Linked DNA regions of Homo sapiens: region 1 is linked to region 2. Evidence: chromatin loops called from intact Hi-C (ENCODE). Cell type or tissue: IMR-90. All regions are shown on one strand. Links, peaks and the distances in the headings refer to the core of each region. The heading gives the core; the rest is flanking DNA.

The links. A loop is a pair of places that touch in the nucleus more often than their neighbours do. Peaks named below come from ENCODE experiments on the same cell type or tissue, not always from the same donor. Only the 100,000 strongest peaks of a DNase experiment are listed, where the experiment ranks them.
Region 1: a loop joins it to region 2, with 2.2 times the contacts of the local background. A loop is called at or near these places in 1 of 110 quality-filtered maps.

What each region holds. Positions count from the first base shown.
Region 1 is chr6:110,216,651-110,227,524 of GRCh38, reverse strand. It overlaps CDC40 (cell division cycle 40), which reads right to left. Exons shown (of 15, transcript NM_015891.3): 10 at 9,722-9,823; 11 at 8,046-8,161; 12 at 7,656-7,789; 13 at 1,282-1,358. Among named protein-coding and RNA genes, the nearest start is that of CDC40, 42 kb to the right of the region's middle. In IMR-90, for the core only: no CTCF peak of the experiment used is centred there; no DNase peak of the experiment used is centred there; H3K27ac peaks cover 599 bases.
Region 2 is chr6:110,319,811-110,330,684 of GRCh38, reverse strand. It overlaps METTL24 (methyltransferase like 24), which reads left to right. Exons shown (of 5, transcript NM_001123364.3): 2 at 7,813-7,911. Among named protein-coding and RNA genes, the nearest start is that of METTL24, 33 kb to the left of the region's middle. RefSeq lists enhancers at 85-585, 7,238-7,845. In IMR-90, for the core only: no CTCF peak of the experiment used is centred there; a DNase peak (open chromatin) is centred at 5,284; H3K27ac peaks cover 1,888 bases.

The DNA.
Region 1 (10,874 bases), core at 2,643-7,642, 100 kb after region 2:
GGCACAAAATCTGTAATAGGTGGTTTAAAAATACGCTACATGAAATATAGATGCACAGTGACGAAGTATATAATCTAGCAATGATCAAAAAAAGGTTCAGTTAGGTTTCTCTTCTCATAAAAATGATAGAGCATTTGACAACTATTACCATTTGCTTGTGTCAGAGGCCCTGATGGAACAGCAAATTCTTCCTTGCCCTACACTTGGAGTTAATTATGTGAATTGACAGTGGTTTCAATGACAAGGTCCCCCAAACATCAGAACTCCCACTTTAAGACTCTCATGTAAAGCTATAATTACATCAGTATATTGTCAGTATATCTGTAGCACAAATTATCTTGTACGTAAAAGACAATGGATTAAACAATATTAAATAGATTTATCTTCTTAATTTTTGCCTGAGAAAATCTTTTATAGTGAATTGCTAAAGTGTTCTCTCATTATGGAGAATCAGACCAAAACTTCCTATCCCCTGAAAGAGTTTACAGTAAATCACTATTACTATTTTTTTTTTTAGAGAGAAGGGTCTTGCTCTGTTGCCCAGGCTGGAGTACAGTCACATGATCATAGTCAATCTCCTGGCTCAACCAAACTGCCCATCTCAGCCTGACCAAGTAGCTAGGGCTACAAATGTGCACCACCATGCCAGCTGATTTTTAAAATTTTATTTTGTAGAGATGAGGTCTCTCTATGTTGCCCAGGCTAGTCTCAAACTCTTGGGTTCAAGTGATTCTTCTGCCTTGGCCAAATCATTATTAAATGATTTACTGAACGTGATTCTGTTTGGAAGGAGAATTAGAAAAGAAAACTCTGGCCGGGCATAGTGGCTTAGGCCTGTAATCCCAGCACCTTGGGAGGCTGAGGAGGGAAGATCACTTGAGCCCAGGAGTTTGAGACTAGCCTGGGCAACAAAGGGAGACCCTGTCTCGAAAAGAAGAAAAGAAAAGAAAAGAGGGGAGGGGAGAGGAGAGGAGGGGAGAGGAGGGGAAAAGAAAAAAGAAAAGAAAACTGATTGTTAAATAAAAATCTGATGTTCAATCAATGTTAGCTGTAAATCATTGTTTCTTTTATTTTTATTTAAAAAGAGACACAGAAAAGTAGGTGAGGTGACTTGCATATGAAAACCAGTAATTCTTTCTAATATTGTAAAGATTACCTTATACAAATAATGGCACAGTGACAAACTTCCCCAAGAAGGAAGGGGCCAAAGTTCTTTTGAATAAAGAAATCACACTGTATCTTAGAAGCTCATTTAAAAATACAATCTACATACTAACTCACCATTTGGAGACAAAGTCACTGCAGGCATTGAGTGCATACTGGGTTCTGCTATGTACTTGAAATCCACAGGGATATCCCTAAAAATTTTAAATAGCATATCAGAATAAGCAACTTTTAAAAAGTACCTTCAGAATTATCTCTGGAACAAAGGAATAATATGCAAATAAAAGCAAACTCTTGATATTATATATTTAATAAATCTTTCATGAAACTTTCTGGAAGAAGAAAAATCACAAGATGACACTGTACTGCTTATGGTAAATCCTGTACTTCATAAATCACTTTCCATGATCATTATAACAGTGGTGGTGATTTTGTTTTCTATTTCATTTAAACTTTGGCCTTTATGTTAAAAAATCTGTTACTGAAAGAAAGTTCTTTAATAATGTACCATGGTGATGGATACACTAAAATCTCAGAATTCACCACTATATAATTCATCCATGTAACCAAAACCCACTTTTACTCCAAAAGCTGTTGAAATAAAACCAAAAATTAAATTAAAAATGTACCATGGTAGGGTGAAGCAAGATGTCTGAGGTAAGCCTATGGGGAAGTGTTATTTACTGGCTAGCCTACCTTAACTTGAGGAGGTGAGAGTGTTAAACAGCCTGCAGCAATGCAGGTGGATGGCAGGCAAAGCTGTAGGGATCTGTGAGCTGATCTAGCCCATCCAGAAATGATGATAAATGATGATAAATAAATGCTTGGTACCTGGACTATCTTCAGTTTACATGTAAAGCATTTCAAATGTGTTTGGTGAAGGAGAAAAAACATAAAAAAAAAAAAAAAACCTCATGTGAGTGATGAAAGAATGAAAAAAAAATTAAAAAGTAGCCACCTAAATTTAGAACCATCAAAAGTTCTAAGTGCCTTTTCATTTTTAATATTCTCCATGCTAAAAATTCTTTTCTGAAAGGAGTTTTCGTCTTGTTGCTTTTCATGAGACCAGAAATATTTTTTTTGTAATCTGATGAATAACACAGATTATACAGCAGCAATTTCAATTTCAAACCCTGTTTCAAGTTCCAATACTTTGATTAACTGGAAAATAATAGTAATTTGCCTTAATATAAGGATTTTCTCTATTTATCCATCCATCCAGCAGAAGGAGGAAATGACTAGAAAAAACTTCTATCAGGGTCATGGTCAGAGGAAAACATTTTCAGGTATAACCTGGGGAATAACATCATTTGTCAGATCTCCAACCCTTTATACCTCTATGGTACCAATGAGAACTGACATTTATAATGAACCAAAAGTATTAAAAAGAGCTGCAAATGAAAAAAGGCTTGTTTCTTCCCTCCTCGTATTGTTAGTGGTTAATAATTTTACAACATGAATTAAAACATGAGAATTTTCTAAATTAAGCATAGTCCAGGTTCATATTGATCAATGTGTTAACAAAAGTAAACAAAAATATTCAAATGGATACCTTATTTCAAGGAATCTTCATACCAGGAGCTGTGGAAGAAGAATTTGAACTACCCGGTGGACTTCATTATTTCTAGCAAAAATGCCTGCTAGGCATAGTTATATTTAATAAACACAACATGGCTGGGCGTAGTGGGTCACATCTGTAATCCCAGCACTTTGGGAGGCCAAGGTGGGTGGATCACCTGAGGTCAGGAGTTTGAGACCAGCCTGGCCAACATAGCAAAACCCCATCTCTACTAAAAATACAAAAATTAGCCGGGTGTGGTGGCACATGCCTGTAATCCCAGCTACTTGGGAGGCTGAGGCAGGAGAATTGCTTGAAGCCAGGAGGTGGAGGCTGCAATGAGCCGAGATCATGCCATTGTACTTGACACTCTAGCCTGGGTGACAGAGCAAGACTCCATCACAAAAATAAATAAATAAACAAACAAACAAACACAGCACTAATTGGATACTGTAATTCAGTATAATAAGCTAGTAACTCATATCTTGCAAATAATCTCCAGTTTAAAAATGAATTCACGAAAAAAACCTAATAAAAGTCTGAATTTTTAAAGCTAAATGATAAACAGTAGTGTCAACTTCTATAAAATTTTATTTAAAAAATATTTTACCAAAATAAATGCCTTCTGGAAAAAACATGCCTATGATATTTCATGCATTTGGTCGATTAAAATACCACAAGTTGGCCGGGTGCAGTGTAATCCCAGCACTTTGGGAGGCTGAGGCGGGTAGATCACAAGGTCAAGAGATCGAGACCATCCTGGCCAACATGGTGAAACCCCGTTTCTACTAAAAATACAAAAATTAGCTGAGCATGGTGGCGCATTACTGTAGTCCCAGCTACTCGGGAGGCTAAGGCAGGAGAATCGCTTGAACCCAGGAGGTGGAGGTTGCAGTGAGCCAAGATTGTGCCACTGCACTCCAGCCTGGGTGACAGAGCGAGACTCTGTCTCAAACAAAACAAAACAAAACAAAACAAAACAAAACAAAACAAAACAAAACCCTACAAGTTGCTGAATATCTAATATAGCTTTTATTCTCCTTTAGAACATAAGAGTTAGTTTGTGTAGTATTATTTAAGAAAGCCGTTTCCTTTGTTTTCTTTTATCATTATGGTACTCTAAGCAGGTACAAAGTATAAAAGTTTGGCAAACACCACTTGTCTGAAGGCCCCAGTGTTGCTAATTTTCCCATAGAGGAGGTCAGCTGTCACTTTGAGGAGGTCAGGGCCTCCCTTCCTCTCCTAAGCAAGTGGCCAGTATCACTAGTAATTGCTCTTTGGGATGATTTATGCAGTGAAGCACAGTTCCGGGGATCCTGAGTTGGTTTTGCTTCCTATTTATCTTTGTAGCAGGACAGACCCTCACATTTATTACTTTCTCACTAATCAAATCAAATACAAGTTATTAATTAATACCTTCTCTCCTTACCAGTCCCCTCATTCATCTAACCATCCATTCATATGATCAAGAATTCAAGCTTTGTGAGGCCAGGAGTTTGTGACCAGCCCAGCAAACAGAGTGAGACCCTATTCTTACAAAAAATTTAAAAATTAGCCAGGCGTGGTGGCACGCACCTGTAGTCCTAGTCACTCAGGAGTCTAAGGCAGGACGATCGCTTGAGCCCAGGAGTTCAAGGCTGCAGTGAGCAATGACTGCACCACTACATTCTAGTCTAGGCAACAGAGTGAGATCCTGTCTCTTAAAAACAAAAAACAAAAACAAGCTTTGGAATCAGTTTGATCAGAGTGTGAACTCTGGCCCTTTCGTGTCCTGTATAACCTTGGGCAAATTACTTAAACTATCTTATTTCCTTATACATAAAATGGGAATAACAAATGTACCTATCTTATAAGATTGCTTTGCACACTAAATCAGATAGTTCACGTGAAATGCTTAGGATAGTGACTGGCATATAGAAAGAGCTCAATCAGTGTAACATCATTGATAATTACACCAATAATGACTTCTTTACAGATTCAGCACTATTGTGTGCCAGGCACTGTGCTGGGAACAGACAGTAAGCATGACTCACACTGTTCTTTCTCTCATGGTTAAGAACTTGTCAGGAAAGAGAACAAATAAACAAGTACTTGAAGTATGCTAAAAACTGTGGAAAGCCAATGACAGTGTGGGACGATGGAGAGGAGGCACCTAATCTCATCTGTGGGCTGGTCAGGAAGGCTCTCATAGTAAGGGTTAAACTGAAAACTGTTTTTTGTTGTTGTTGTTTGTTTTTTTTGTTTTTGAGATGGAGTCTCACTCTGTCACCCAGGCTGGAGTGCAATGGCATGATCTCAGCTCACTGCAACCTCCACCTCCCGGGTTCAAGCGATTCTCCTGCCTCAGCCTCCCAAGTAGCTGGGATTACACGCGCCTGCCACCACGCCCAGCTAATTTTTGTATTTTTAGTACAGACGGGGTTTTACCATGTTGGCCAGGCTGGCCTTGAACTCCTGACTTCGTGATCCGCCTGCCTCGGCCTCTCAAAGTGCTGGGATTACAGGCGTGAGCCACTGTGCCCAGCTTTTAATTTTTAATTCTTTTATTAAGATGGGGTCTTGCTCTGTCACCCAAGCTAGAGTGCAGTGGCACAAGCATAGACCACGGCAGCCTTGACCTCCCAGACACAAGCAATCCTCCTGCCTCAGCCTCCCGAGTAGCTGGGACTACAGGCCTGTGCCACCACACTAGCTAATTTTTGTATTTCTTGTAGAGATGGGGTTTTACAATGTTGCCCAGGCTGGTCTCAAACTCCTGGGTTCAAGTGATCCACCCAACTCAGCCTCTCAAAGTGCTGGAATTACAGGCATCAGCCACTGCACCCAGCCAAGTTACAGTAAAATCTAAAGAATGTCATCATTTGTAACAAAACAGTATCATGACTTTTTAGGAGTATTTCCTAAGATCTGAGAGGAAATGAAAAAAAAAAAAAAAAAGAAACATACTAACATTATCTGCTAGTTTAATAAAAATTCTTTCCTGACCAATGTTTTACTTCAGAATACCCACATACACATGTCCTTAAGCCCTGTAATTGCTCAATTATTTAAATATTTACCAACTTCTTTTATACCACTCTATATTTAAAATTGAAAATATCTGAAGGTAGAAACATCAGAAAGTTTGAGTATGATCAACCTGTTAAAGTATATAAAACAAAACAGAACATGTATATGCATCCAGAGTTTGTGCAAGTGATCTAAGGTGGCTCATATAAAACTTGGGGTCCATATTAGATTCTCTGTAAAAAAATATTTCTGAATTAAGAAAGATCTTAGCTGTAAGGTACCCTCTAACATGGGCTATATATTAAGACTACTCTCTACTAATTGGGGATAATCTGAAGGGGTATAGTGGTGGTGGTGGTGAGTGTGGGAGAAACTACAATTAAATTACATTAAATGCTCAGTCACCCAGATTGTCCTGACAATGGTTAGGGACCTGCTGAGGTCCCCAAAGGGACTTAAGTATAAAGAGGAAACCACTGGCTGTGATTCAAGGCTTTCCACTTGTTAAAGCAGAAAAGCTTCTGGGGATGGAAAGACACACTTTTTAGTCTTTGCTAGGAGGACTCATGGTTGAGCTGTGCTTCATAACTGACTGTAAAAACATGGCGGCTTCCATCCAATCATTCGTTTTAACAAAAAGGTTAGTAAGCATTTTTTTTGCAACTAAATTATAGAACACACTATGATATGTAATGAAACTAGTATATTGCTTAACTTTAGAAAAATATTTTTTCCCTAGTAAAGTACAATTAACCAATATAATATGACTATATTCCATAAGTAAAACATTTGTACCAGAGTCATGATATGGGGTGATATGGTTTGGTTCTGTGTCCCATCCCAAATCTTATCTTGAATTGTACTCCCATAATTCCCATGTATTGTGGGAGGGACCCTGTGGGAGATAACTGAATCACGGGGACAGTTTCTACCATACTGTTCTTGCGTGGTAGTAAGTCACATGAGATCTGATGGTTTTATAAAGTGAAACCCCTTTCACTTGGCTCTCATTCCCTCTCTTGCTGCCGCCATGTAAGAAGTGCCTTTCTGGCTGGGTGCAGTGGCTCACGCCTGTAATCCCAGCACTTTGGGAGGCCAAGGTGGGCGGATCATAAGGTCAGGAAATCGAGACCATCCTGGCTAACACAGTGAAACCCCATCTCTACTAAAAAATACAAAAAATTAGCCGGGCGTGGTGGCGGGCGCCTGTAGTCCCAGCTACTTGGGAGGCTGAGGCAGGACAATGGCGTGAACCCGGGAGGCGGAGCTTGCAGTGAGCTGAGATTGCGCCACTGCAGCCTGGGTGGCACAGCAAGAATCCGTCTCAAAAAAAAAAAAAAAAAAAAAAAAGTGCCTTTCTCCTTCATCAATGATTGTGGGGCCTCCCTAGCCATGTGGAACTTAAGTTCATTAAACCTTTCTTTTGTAAATTGCCCAGTCTTGGGTATGTCTTTATCAGTAGTGTGAAAACAGACTAATACATGGGGCATTTTCAGTACTGAAAAATCATAAAAAGTAGACATTTAAAAAATTAAGATATACACCACTATTTTCTTTGGGTGGTTCTAGGGCCATGATCTTATGCTCAGTCCCCCTACTGCTTGCCAGTTATTTTACAGAGATGAATAAGGTACCTAATAAAGAATGTAAGACAGCAAAATACAAATCTGTCATCCGTATAAGAAAAACAACTCAAGATACACATCCTTTGGAAAGACTATCCAAAGATTATAAATGGTAGCATGTTTGGATTTAATCTGCATATTGTCAGTACTTAAATAGTTAAAACAGTTTGATTGGCAAGCCAGGATCACAGTTGCAAAAAATATTCAAATGGTTGCATATTATCAGGCTTCATCTTTGTCTATATAATTTTTAACTGCTTGCTTTATGTAAATCAGATTTTCTACTGATGGAAACTCACCATTCCCAAACTCTTAGGCTTTTATCATCAGATGTGCTCACAAATCTCCTATTCTCATCCACAAAAACAATGGTGTTGACAGCTCCCAAATGCCGATCATATTCCTGCACAATTTCTCCACTTCGAATGTCCCACTGTGTATCAGGCAAGAAAAAAGGTAAAGACAGAAGTAGAGTGGATTTATGAAAGACCATAATTCTGGAAAGTGGAGAAGGAGAAGATCTTCAACACGATATTTTTATAAATGTAAATTTTTCTGCTAAGAATGGTGCATTAGCCGTCCCTAAAAGTAGCAAACATTAAATGAGTAATATTAGCTTATTAACTTATTCCATCCCCTTATACAACATAAAGCTTAGGAGTCTTAACAAAATACTGTGAAAGACTTACTTGCACAATCTTCTTATCAGACATCCCAGCCACAAAGAGATTTTGCTTATCTTCATCAGGATTGAATTTGACACAATAAGGTACTTTTCGGTTTGTAAATCTTGATATACACTGTCCTAAAACCAAAGACTCAAATTAAATAGGTAAAATAAATTTGACCACTTAAAGATGACTGTGAGATTAAGATCTAGAGGTCACCTGCTTAATACATTTTGAGGAAGGGCTGCCTGCTTGCTCTTTACTGTAAACTACATTTGTTCTTTTTCACAGATTTTTAATGATTAAAAATAATTTTTTCAAAAGTAAATCGGTACTACCAATTGTAGAATAAATAAATTATAACTTCATTCATATAATGGAATAGTGCAAGCAATAAAAAAGAACAAACTACTGGTACAAGCCATGAGGGAATCTCAGATATTATGCTGGAGCTAGAAACAAAAGAGAAAAAATGGTATGATTTCGTTTATAAGAAGTTTAAGAAGAGGAAAAATGAAGAGGAAAATGATGACAAAAGTGGTTACTATGGTTACTGGCAGTGGGCACAGACTGGAAAAGGGCATAAGAAACCTTTACTGAGTGCCGCAAATGTTCTAGATCTTGATCTTTGTGGTAGACAACTGCATAGATATGTTTACCAAAAAAAAAAAAAAAAAAATCACTGAATATTTAGGCACTTCATACATTTTACTGTATGTGTATTTTATCTTGATTTTTAAAAGAATCTGCAAAATAGTAGTCTCTCAGCCTTGGCTACACAGTACAATCATCTAGTCTATAGCCATACCAATTATATAAATACCTTTGAAGGTAGGACTCAGGCATCAGTAATATTAAAGCTCTTCAGATGATTACAATGTGTGGCCAGAATTGAGAACCACTGCTAAAGTGCTGAAGAATATGGGCTTTGGCATCAGAGAGAGCTTCGTTTGAACCCAAGTCTGCTACTTATTAGCTGTGTGACCCTGAAAAAGTTAGCTCTTTAAGCCTCAGTTTCCTTATCTATAATATAATAATAGTACTTACCTCATAGGGATAAATTAAGATTGAAGGAGACACTGAATATCAGTGCTTAGCAATTATGCCTGTTAAATGATGTTTAATAAACATTAACTATTATCATTACCCTTCAGATGCAGTAAGGGTAATGACAGTAAGACAATAAGATAGTAAGATAATTTTTATAATTACATAAAATTATACTAGCCACAACATATTAATGTGAATCAATTAATAAACAGCAATTAGTATGGCTGTGAATATATAAAACCAACTGGCCTGTGAAAGTTGAGACCTACATTTTAATCAATTTGCGCAAATACATTTAATTTTGTTCATTAGACATTTATTGCACTTCTGTTATGTGCAATGCACAGTGCTAGGTGATGTAGGGGAACAAAAAAATCAATTAGATGGCCTATACAAGATTTCCACTTTGCTTATTTGTCAGTACGTTTGCTTTATAAAATCTATCTGGTGGAAACAAGTTTCACAGTGAAAGAGCTACTCATGCTCAGTTTCGACTTACAAATGTATTTTGTGATATTTGCTGACAGTGAATGGTATGAGAATCAGCAGTTAGAGAAGGTGCCATTTTGCCACAAAAGACTACTCACACCATTTCAAATATAAATAACTTGTAAGATGAATGTGTATTAGCATAAGTGAACTCTTACCTGTCTCAGTGTCCCAGAGCTTAAGATACCTGTCATAGGCTGCACTGAGGAACTGTGTTCCTGCAGTATTGAAGCAGATATCCCTAACAGCCTTACTGTGACCTAAAGGTGGAGTCAACAGAAACAGCAATGAGGTGAAGTATCATATATCTTCTTCTCTTAAAACATTAACACCATAAAGACAAACAGCACTAAGCAGTGGTTCTCAGCTGTGAGTCAAGATCACTGGAATGCCACCGCCTGATTTACTGACTTAGAATATGTTATGTGTGGGCTTCAGAATGTGGGCGTTTTTTTCCCCTTGAAGAAGCTCCTCAGGTGATTCTGATGCATAACATCTTGGTTAAGAACCAAGAGGAAAAGGTTTAACTTTTCTTTTAAGTCTGCCATAGCAATTACTTAATATGCAGTACATACAAGTGATGACTAGCTAGCCAAGAATTTATGGAAATGTAAAAGACCAATTATTGCCAGTGAAAGAAATGGCTGCTGGAATTTTGGAGGTTCACTCTCAGAATGTCCACCAGGCTGCAAGTGAAAACAAAGTGCCCCAAACCTAAAGTTCAGGAAACTGTAGCCCTTGTTCAATAATTGTATATTTCTGTGATCACATTACCAAATTTCATAGAAACTGATTCAGAATGTAGGAGACTTTCTGAAAACTATATTAGCTTGCATGGTTTTTTATTTTTATTTTGAGATAGGGTCTTGCTCTGTTGCCCAGCCTGAAGTGCAGTGGCTGGATCTCAGCTCACTGTAAGCTCAACCTTCCTGGCTCAAGCGATCCACCCACCTCAGCTTTTCGAGTAGCTGGGATTACAGGTGCACACCACAACGCCTGGCTAATTTCTGTATTTTCTGTAGAGACAGGGTTTTGCCATGTTGCCCAGGCTACCTTCTTTTGCTTTAAGATGATATTTTGATAATACACTAATTTTAAGGTGCTGATTATTATACTTTACTTAAAAATGAATATTGCCAGTTCACTCAACTCTTTTAAAAGTTACAGGGAAAAATAAAATGTGGCTAAACAAAAGCAAAAATGTTCCTATTTTTGCCACCCCACCATGACCAAGACACGTACAATTGTGCAAAATGAGCATGGCACAAATTGTTAACCACATGCAGCAGCTCTAAACCATCACCTCCAGTG
Region 2 (10,874 bases), core at 2,435-7,434:
TGTCCCATGTGTATCCCATGTATGCCCAGGCCAGTCTGGGGCTTGGGCAGAGGTCTGTCTGTCTGTTAGCTCCAGAGGTCCATCTATTAGCTCAGTTCTCAGTCTTTGCTGTGCCAGGCAGGATCAGATCCACACATGCACAGTTCTAGAGTGAGCCCAGGTGCTTTACAAATCCGTTAATGGGGCTGCCTTCCCAAGCTACTCCTTCTCCCCAGTTTCCCCAGTATTATCCAGTTCCCTACGGTTTTTGAATCTATGACCAGAAAGTTTGGGCTTTTACCCCTGCTTTGCCTACGCTCTGCTTCACACTTCCTGTGACTGTGCCTGAGTCCAAGGCCAAGCTGCGGGAAGAGAGAGACAGACATAGTCAATGAGGATTCACCCCACTCTCTGGGGTCCACTGCCTCAGAGAGGAGAGGAAACTTCCGTTTTCGCAGAGTTCTAGGTGCCTTCAGGCCCCCACTGTGGCTTCTACCATCTTAGTGGGATTACTTGCAAGAACGGAGAAAGGAAAAAAAAGGAGGAAAAGTGAGGATTTCCTCTACTATCCCTGAGCATCGGGAGACGCCCCGCCTCCTGGAGCCTGAACTGCGGGGCTGCTCCTGGTGCTTCCTGGCTGCGCCAGTGCCCACCACCGGTGCCAGGCAGCCTAGAGTAGGGCGGGCAGGACACCAGAAGGAAAAGCAATGGTGACCTGGCTTCTAGTTTCGAGGTACTTTGAATTCTGGTCTTCTTCTCCAATCTGCCTGCTACTGTTTACTTTTCAGATTCCTCAAATAACCGCTCTGTGCATTCTGTCCAGGTTTTACTGCTGCATTCCGTGGGAGGCGCGGGGTGGGAGTGTGCTTACCCAGAACGGAAACTGAGATCCTTTGTTTTTAAATGAAATTTTTGCATGGGTTACCTGAATTTTAAACATCACTGCACAATGTATAACTGATTCTTGCTCTTTCTGAAGCAGGGCCGGGTCTGAGAAACAGGCCAATTACAGGAGAAGGCTGAGGGGAAGGCACGTGAAACTGCACCCGGCACTCCCCTCGCAGCCTTCAGAAGCGCTGGGCACACACTGAGGGCGTTACAGAAACGTAACGGCAGTGCTCACAGCCTCAGCCAGGGCTAGAGTCATGTTCTGTCCAGATACCATTTTGTGCCTCTCCCTCCCCCAACTACTCCCACCCCCACCCCCTCTAAAAAGGAATAAACAGTTTCCTTCAGTCATTGTTTCCTGCCCACTAACAGATGCTCTTAATTAGCACAAAATTGCAGCAAAATTGCTAAATAAATCTATTTTACTTGTTTTGGATTTGTTTCTCCCAGAAAGCTTAGGCTTCTCCATCGTCAACACATCAACACACACTCACTTTATTGCTGAGTTGGAGTCGAGGACTCACAACCTAGTTCCTTGTTCATTTCCACGCACACAACTGTGATGCACAGAATTGATGGTTAGCCATCTTTCCCAGCAGAAAACTGCTGGTTTTAAAACCCTTCAGGAGCTCACTGGGGTGGGAACATGCATTTGGGAGTATTGAGACTTTATAAAAAATATCCCAAACACTCTATCAGTTATCTATTGTGATAAAGAAACTGATCATTTACATTAGTCATCATATAATTTCATCCTCCAAAGGACTGTAGCCTTGAAACACAGAGGAATGGGGCATTAGAAGCATCCTTTTGGTTTATTTTATACAAAAAATGTAGAAACATGCTTGTCAAGCTGATGGTGGCACCATTTTTTGGTAATTTCTTCATGGGCTGCCTAAGGTCATTCATGGGTGTGAGGATATGGTCTGTGAAGGAGGAAGCTGTTATTCCAAATTTTACAACAAAGAAAGCTTTTGCATAACACAGAATCGATAGCTCTCTTTTCTAGGTCATGAGTGGGCCTGCTTTTTTTCCTGTAAATTTTTTAAATGCTACATGGTCTTGAATTAATATATTTCTATTATGTACATGAGTGTAAGCTGGTAGGCAAAGGAGTATTTTAAAATATTCCCTTTTTTTGGCATTATCTTTTAGGAGTAAAATCTTGGAATTCAGCTTCATGGCTTGAGAGAATCACTTTCTTTTTTTCAAGAAACAAAACTTTATGCTGAGATCACAAATGACAAAAATATCCCAAAGCCTCATGGCTGTGCTTGTTGCAGTCTTTTTGAGTCAAATCCATTATCTCCATGCACTGAATGACTCAGTGATCACTTTTTACCCTTCGGGAAGTAGAATCTCAGATATCTGCAAAATAGCCACTAAATAACATGAACTAGTTGCGTATGGAATCTTCTGCTGTCCTTAATCTGAATTTTTGGAATTTTTCTCTAGTAATGAAAACATTTGCCTCTCATTAGAAGAAGCCTGCTCACTTTTCAATGCACATTGTCTGGACAAGGTGCCAGATAAGGCCTTTGCAAAACTGAAAGGAGGCTGCTTCCTTACATTGGAAATCAGGACCACGCCTGCCCTGAGAAATGCTTGTCTGAGGTGGGGCAGGCCCCTCTGTATGAATGCCCTGGTGGTTTAGAAATAGAGGGGGTCCCCACTCCTGCAGGAGCTCAGGAACAAAGCTGCTTCTCTGTGGCAACTCATTGTAATACCTCATTTGACATTTCAGCTCAGGCCTCCTGGGGACAGACAAACAGACCAATCCAAAATGATGTTATTTCCAGCCACCTCTGCTTAAGCTGCTGCTTTACCTGTCTGAAGAGGAAGTACAGGTGGCAGGCAGGATTGGGAATCCACGTTCCCACCTCCTGGGAGCAATAGGGGTGGCGTTGTTATGGCCACTTGATATTTGAAACACGTGGATGATAGGCATTTAATGTACCCTGGCATTTAGGGAATTGTTTGGAGTAAAATCACAATGATTAAAAAGAGGTTTTAAAAAGGGAAAGATGATTTTTGTCCTTTTCTATTTAACCTGCCATTGACGTTTTAAGGTGCTCAGAGAATTCTCTTTGTGGGAATTTGGGAAGGACAAATGTTGATGTATACACTAGAGAATTAAGACAAATGATAATTGAAAGAGATGATAAAAGCTAGCGGTTTCCATGGGGAAATAATCACAAACTGCTGTCAGACTGATTCCAATAAGAACATTGCTTTATGTGAAATGTTTTTTAAACAGCTCAACCAAAGCATTAAGCCAGAGCACTTCTGAGGGCATCTATTTGCGGTGTTTCTATTATATCCCCATCTGAGACTCCTCAACTTAACATTATTCACTGTTCCAGCTGCTGTGCTTAGCTTCTTTGTGGTCAACACTCAGTTGGAAATGAAAAATATTAGGTTGCAAGAAGAATACTATTTGTGGACCCTTAAGATCATTCTATAGTTTCACCATATTGATTTACCATATGGATTCTAAATTATTGATCTGTGAAGTTACTTTTGTATGTTAGCTCAGGTTAAATGCTGCTACTGTGTTTAAGATGTCTTTAATAATGCTGGAAAGACCTTTGATGTGCTTTTGGGCTTCTAGTAGTGGAGACTGCTTCCCATGCTCTGCCTTTGTATTTTCAGTCATTTATTTTGGAGTAATACTCAGGCGCTGTACCTTTTTGTGCCCCCAGTGTACCCTGTAGAGATCTCTGTCAGAGCCCCTATAACCGTTATGGCATTTATTGGTTTACACAGCTGTGGCCTATATTAAATTGTGACACAGAGCCTGGCATGTGGCACAAATGCCCACTGAATGAATGAATGACTCCTTGGTCAAGTCTCACTGCCTCTTTCCAAAGAATGCTGGAACAAGAAGCCTTCCATTTGCCCCTGCTGGCCCAACCTCCACCCTGCTCCACCCCGGGAGGCTGACCTGCAGGGACCAAGCACAGCCTCAGTCTTCCCTGCTTTCCCTTTGAGTTTGGCCAACAGGAGGCAGGAGATTGGTGGGTGGGGCAGACAGGGTGGAGTATGTAATAGGATTGGCTGTATTCCTGTACTACAGACTTCTCCATATAGTTCCCTTTAGACTTGTAAGGGCTCTCCGGTGTTACCAGACACAGGTATTGCATTATTTATTCTTTATTGGTTTCCTTAAGCCCTGCCCACACCTTTGTAAATAGACTTTTTGTTAAATTCTCTCAAATTAGCCAGTTTGAATGAGCCCACTGGATCCTGCTGGGTCCCTGACTGATTGCCCAAGTCACCCAGTTAACAACATTGGTTATAATCTAGGTGTAATACCTTTCCTCACTCACCATAAGCATACGGCCAACACTCTTAACAAAAGACAGGTGAACAAGAGAAAAGCATAACACATTTATTTAATCAAAGTTTTACATGACATGGAAGCCTTCAGAAATGAAGACCTAGAGATGCAGGGAAAATGATCTATTTTAATGCTTAGGTTCCATGAAGATGGACAGCTACGTGGAAGTGTGATTGGACAAAAGGGTCTGATGTAATGGTAATAGACTGAGCGGGGAACCCCAGCAAGGCCTGTCTGTTCAGCTTCCTCTTGGTCTCTCTGTGTAGTGTTTCTTCCTCCTGGGTATGGGGCAAGATCCCTCTGGAACAAAGGTATTTGGGGAGAAGGGAGAGAGTGACCTTTGTAGATTTTATGGCTTGCTTTGGGAAGAGGGTCTCCAGTTTCTCTCACCTGCCTTGCGGAAGAGGAATTCTGGTTTCTAGAACTCACTTTGGGGAAGAAAGAGGAGTGAGAGACAGGAGGGCCACAGAAGGTCAGAGAGAACTCGCCTTTGAGGCCCATCCAGTGTCTTTTTGAGACAGTCAAGTATAAAGGGGACCCCAGAGAAACTCTGACCAGCCTGTGCACTGGGAGGAATGCACAACGGGCCAGAGCCCCTGGGAAGTTTGCACCATTTGCAGTGGGGAGGAGCCTGGCCTCTCCTCTTCTGGGGTGGAAACTGGGATTCAATCTGTGAGGCAGGAAGCCAGCTAGCAGAACTTTTGCTTTGCTGAGAGTCCCTGTTTCTCTTTTTTCCTTTTTGCCCAGTAAATTCCATTTTTCTCACCCTTCAAAGTGTCTGTGAGCCCAGTCTCTCATGGTCATCTGACAAAGACCCCATTTTACCTGAACTAAGGAGAAAGTCCTACAACACTTTAAAGTTCATACCATGCCAAAGCACAAGACTTTGGGAAATCATATTCTGAGCCCCAACAACATCATAGTCTGTCTCCCTTGCATTATTTCAGTCAACCCCCCCTTTTAGGCCAGCCTACCTCTGAATTAGGATCAGCTGGAGCAGGAGTCAGCAAACTACAGCTTGCAGGCCCAATCCAGCCTGCTGCCTGTTTGTGTAAATGGAGCTTTATTGGAAGACAGCCATAACCATTTGTTTACTTACTGTCTATGGCTGCTTTTGAGCTACAACAGGAGGCAAAGAGTTGCAACAGAAACTGTGTGGCCTGCAAAGTCTAAAACATTGGCTATTTGACCCATTATAGAAAAGATTTTCCAACTCCTGATTTTGAGGAAAACCATAACATGTGAACTTCATCATTTTCATCCAGGGACTCCTGGGCCAGATGCTCGGGGCCCTTGTGAGTGGTCCATGACAGTGAAGTGGGAGGTTTTAAACCCCGGGCCTAGCTGAGTGCTCCTGGGACATCATATTGCTGTGCTGGCTGCTGCAGCAACCTGGGAAGCACTCACTCTGTCAATGTGACCAAGCAGGACTGGAGGCATTTGTGTTTAAATGTGTTGATAATTTATGATTTCAGAATCGAATAATTTCCTAAAGAGAACAACTCTCCTGAATATTTTAGCATTTTACTATCGAAGTTATTTTGTACATATCTGTCTCCCCCACCTGACCATGAGTGCCTCTTGGGAGAGCCTGGGTTTTAGTCATATCTCTATTTACCAGTGCCTGGCACAGAGTGGCTAAGGCTCAATAAATATTGTTTGACCAAATGGTAATCAACATCGAATTCAGAGAAGGAAAAAAGAAATGAGGGTGTGGGAGGCATTAACTGGAAAGATGTATGACTTAATGTTCTCCAGCTCTCTTACTAGAGTCTCTGCCTGCTCAGCCTGCACAGAACAAGAAGAGCTACAAGAAAAGGCTGTTCTTTCAGAAGGTGTCCCTCAGGGAAGACTGGCTACATGATTCGTGGGCCCAGTATAAAATGAAATGCAGGGCCTTTTGTTCAAAAATTTTTAAGAATTTTGACTGACTCTAGGCACACTGCCTGTGAGTTAGCCCTGCTCTGCAAGGAGCAGTAATAAAAAAAATAATAAAATTACTAAGAATTTCGAGACAGCATCAGCAGAGCATTAAACTGAGCATGGCCTCCTAAGACTGCACAGGTTGCATGCCCATACAGCTGGCCCTGCCCTATGGGTTCCTGAAAAAAGAGGCAGTCTGCGGGAAACCAGGGAGGCCTCCTTCAATCTAGAGGGACTGCGTGAGGCTCAGCCCCCACAAGGGTAGTACAGGCTGTGGGGATGTGAGACTGTGGGCTCTACAGGGATTCTGCAATGATGTGTGTCTAATAATGCCAAAACTGAATAACCCTTGATCACTTCCAAAGCGCTGGTATTGATCTCAGACGCCCAAGTGAGAATGGATTCCTCTTCCCCAAACCCAGACCGTCTGGCTTCACATAGACTAACCTTGTTCCCCACTACTTTCCTGTTTTCTATGTAACCCCGAGTCACCTAGGCCACCCCATCTAGGGGCAACAAACCACATTTGTACTAAAGCATCTCACGGCTGGCCTGTCTAGATGTTTCTTTCTTGGGTGCTGAGAGTTCCCACCACAGTACCTGACTGGAGAACACTGTGTATATGTGAATGATCCCTTTATCTTGCCCCCAGAACCCTCCCCTGCCTACTTCCTCACCATATAAAAAGGGGTTTAGGGGCCCATTCTCACTACACTGCAGGAAACCTATGCTATGACGCCCAAAGCCTTTCCTGGCACTAGACATTGACCCCGCCAGCTGCTGGAGCTCTCCCTTCCCCCAGCCCTTCCCTACCCTGCACGAGCCGTCCCCACCCCTGGGAATTGCAGCAAACCTCCTGGAGGTCTCTTGGTGTTGACAACTATAGGTGGGAGTTTTGAGCTCTAATAAGGATTTCCTGACTAGTGCCCCCTTTTTACTGGAGGGGCTACCATTTTTGTTTCCTCCAGACCATTGCATTCCCCCAACCCTTCATCCACCCATCCTTGCTACAAAAGGGGGCTGAGCGGGTCATCCTTAACCACTCTGTTCTTGGGAGCACCTCGTAACCTCTGCTAACAGGTGGTGGCTGCCTCACAGTGCTAGAAAGCCACCCTCCCCAGCCCTGGTGATGACAGTTCTGGGGTCCTCGCTCTGCCTGTGCAGGGTCCCAGCAGCCAAGGGCCGTGGTCCCATCTCCCTGCACTGAGGAAGATAAACAAATGCCCAGAACAAAGACAAGCCCCCAGCATTATGGTGCTTTGTTTAGAGAGGCACATATTCTTGAAGCTCTAAGCTTTGGGAGACTGTCGTCGATAAGGGAGTTTCTTTTCCCGGAGGAGCACAGCCTCATATAAAATAAGCTGCAGTTAAGGGAGAGCCCAATGGGGTCAAGTGGAGTTTGCCTTTGATCATACATGCAGAGTCAGACAGTCCTGGGGCCTTTGCATTCTCCTGCAAATTCCCCAACCTGGGAGTTGTGCTGTCTCCGGCCTCATTTGTCTCCCTGCGACTGATGTGGCCTTAATGACAGCAGCTCGCAAAGAGCCTCCTGCTGCCTGTGTGCATATGTGTGTGTTTTGCTGACAGCCAAAGCAGCCTTGCTTCCTCTCTGATACTGTGTCCTTCTCCTCCCACCCAGTTCCTCTTCCTTACACACAACCTATGTTTTCTGTCTCTTGCAGGGTCCCCGGTGGCATATAGATCTCCAGCCTTGGGCAGGCTCTGCTCAGTCCCTGGATGAAGAAGCCTGGAGGTTCCTGAGATATATCAGCACCACCCAGGTTGTGTTTCAGGCTCAAAGAAGTTAGAGAAGAATGTGAAAGATCCTGATTGCCTCTTTTGAAAGAAGGAGGTGGGGGAGGTTCTCAGCGACTCCTGATGAGGACTTGATGGGGAAGTGTGTTCAGAGGCATTGTTGCTTAAACTCATCCACTCACTTGGAGGCAGATAAGATACCTTCCATTTGCTAGGGCATGTTCCTTCCTCCAAGAGTGTCACCAACCTGAAATGTTTAAATGATTCATCCCAAAGTGTTTTAAAGATCCACTTTAGAAAATTGCTTTGGAAAACCATTTGAAATGACAGATTGGTCCCCGTGAGTAGGCAGTCGAGTATGTCACAAAACAAAACCATCATCTAGAGGTTCAAGCACCATTTTGTATTTGGAGGAACTTGCCTTTCCACTCTTCTGTCACAGATGCTTGGCAGCCAGGGATGTGCTAGGCAAGAGAGCAGAGGAGGCTTTGCAGGCAGTGTGCTGAGGAGTTAATGAATCCAAAGGCTCTCTATCTCAGAGCACTTGAAATCATTACTGAGCACGGGCCTTTATTAGTGACTTAACACATTGTGGTAGTTCCTGCCCAGCTCCAGGCTGAGCCAGTGCCCCGAGCAGGCAAAGAGACTGTCCATTAAGACAGTCTATGGCTCTTGACATGTTAATCAGAAGGTTCCATTCTCAAGTTGCCTGATCCCAGGGGGAAAGAGAGACAGAAAAGGAAATCAAGGCCCAAGGGAAATTTAGCCCTGAACTGAGAGGTGCTAGCAAATTAGCAGCTCAGACTGCCTGTGAGCTGCACAGAGGCCCACTCAGGAAGCTGCACAGTGGAGCTGGTGCTGCACGGGGGATCCTGGATTTTTAGAATCTCCCTCAAGCCCACTCTTGACATCCCTGTTCTCCTCCCCAGCCTCTCTGGCAGCAAAGCGCTTTTCCTCCGTAGGAGAGAATATATTTCCAGATCTTTAGGAGGTTAGTTAGTTTAGGGGTAAAAGAAAGTCTCATTTATCATATAATGCAGTGAGACAATCATAGGAATTTTAGTATTTGTCACCCAAACATGGACGTAAAAGCTTGTTGAATTAATCATGAGTGATGGGCTGTTGAATTAGTCCCTGTGCTTCTCATGATTTTATCTTATTTTGCTGCTGCAAATTAATTTGATGGACTTAGGCAGACTTAATTAAAATACTGAAATTTTAGTTTTGTAGTTTGATTTTACATGAACGATAAGAATCTGGACCTTTTAACTGTGATTTTCAAAAGCCCTTAAAGGCTCCAGAAGAAAATAAGAGGTTTTAATTTTATGAATCGGATTTGAGAACTATGGGCTTCACTCGCCAAAATAAATTTATGTAATGCAAGCTACCAAATTCCATTCTATATGTATTTCATGTTAATGTTCCATAACTTATAAAAGGCATGTTTGCTTAGAAGAAGCTATTGAGGCATGAAATGGTCATTTTTAGATCTCTCTTGGATCTTTCCCAGAAACTATGGGCTGAGAGGAGAAAATTTTTCTTTTCTTTTCTTTTCTTTTTTCAGAGACAGAGTCTCCCTCTGTTACCCAGGCTGGAGTTCAGTGGCACAATCTCAGCTCACTACAACCTCTGCCTCCCAGGTTCAAGTGGTTCTCCTGCCTCAGCCTCCCGAGTAGCTGGGATTACAGGAGCCTGTCACCATGCCCGACTAATTTTTGTATTTTTAGTAGAGATAGGGTTTTGCCATGTTGGCCAGGCTGGTCTTGAACTCCTGACCTCAGGAGATCCACCCACCTCAGCCTCCCAAAGTGCTGGGATTACAGGTGTGAGCCACTGCGCCTGGCCAAATTTTTTTTTTTAAAGCATCCTCCGTAGTCTGATCTTGTAAACCTGGGTACTTCACTTTGCTTCTCTGGCTCTCCTTGTTCTGATCCTGAAATGGAAGAGATTGTATCAAAATTATTTCTAAGGTCCCCCTCAGTTCTGTGAGCTTGTACTGTGCACAGAGCAGTATAGAATGGTTATTAACCAAGTATTTTTGAGTGTCTACAAGGTGCCAGGAACTGTTCTGGGCCCTGAGGATATAGTCTCTGCCCTTAAGGATCTAACCAACTCTTTGTGAAGGTGGATAACTGGATGTATAATTATTATTCAGCTTGATGAGCGATAATAGAGAATTTGTTGTTGAAGCTCACTAGAAGGATTTTTGTCCTCCAGAAAGAATGACGTAAAATTCCGGACCTCACAATGGTTTTTAATGCGGGGCCATTTTAGCCAGATAAGGTTCTGTGCTTTGATGTACTTCCGGGTTACTAGAAGGCCAGCAGATGGGAGTCACCAGAGATGACACTAAATGGTTCTTAATCAGAATCTTTTACTAACCAATGCTCCCTCCCCCTCCGTATGTAATGCAAAGCTTTATGGTTGCTTTTGGGGCTTATGCCTCATTTAGAACTCATCTTGACAATGAAAGCCTACGAAACTGGCAGAATATTAGAGTCACTGTTACCTAAAAATTTCAGTTAGCAGAAGTGAGTCATAATGGGCAAGGAAAAAAATAAAAGCTCTGAAGGTACTAATGCAAAATCCACCCCCATCCTCTTATGCTGCTTTTTAACATTAAGAAATATACTTCCCTCAAATCTGTGCTCAAGCTTGTACAGCAAGGCCAGCATTTGGTATGTGCATCATTGATGTATTCATTCCTCAATCCAGAGGGTATTTGTTGAACACCTGCTTTATGGCTGGCACTGTGCCAGGCCTTGGGATATTAAGCCTCAATAAAACACCCCTCCACACTGGTAAATAGGTAGGGTGCAAGAGAGTTGGGTGTTCTCTAACAGGGGGGAGACAGATGGATGGGGAAAGCTTCCTAGGCCAGAGGAGCCCGGGAGCAGAGGCATAGGGCATAGGACAGCATGGCATGAGACAGCAATGGGCGTGGCACCCCTAGACTTGTGCATTGTGGTCCTGGAGGCATGGTTGGGGT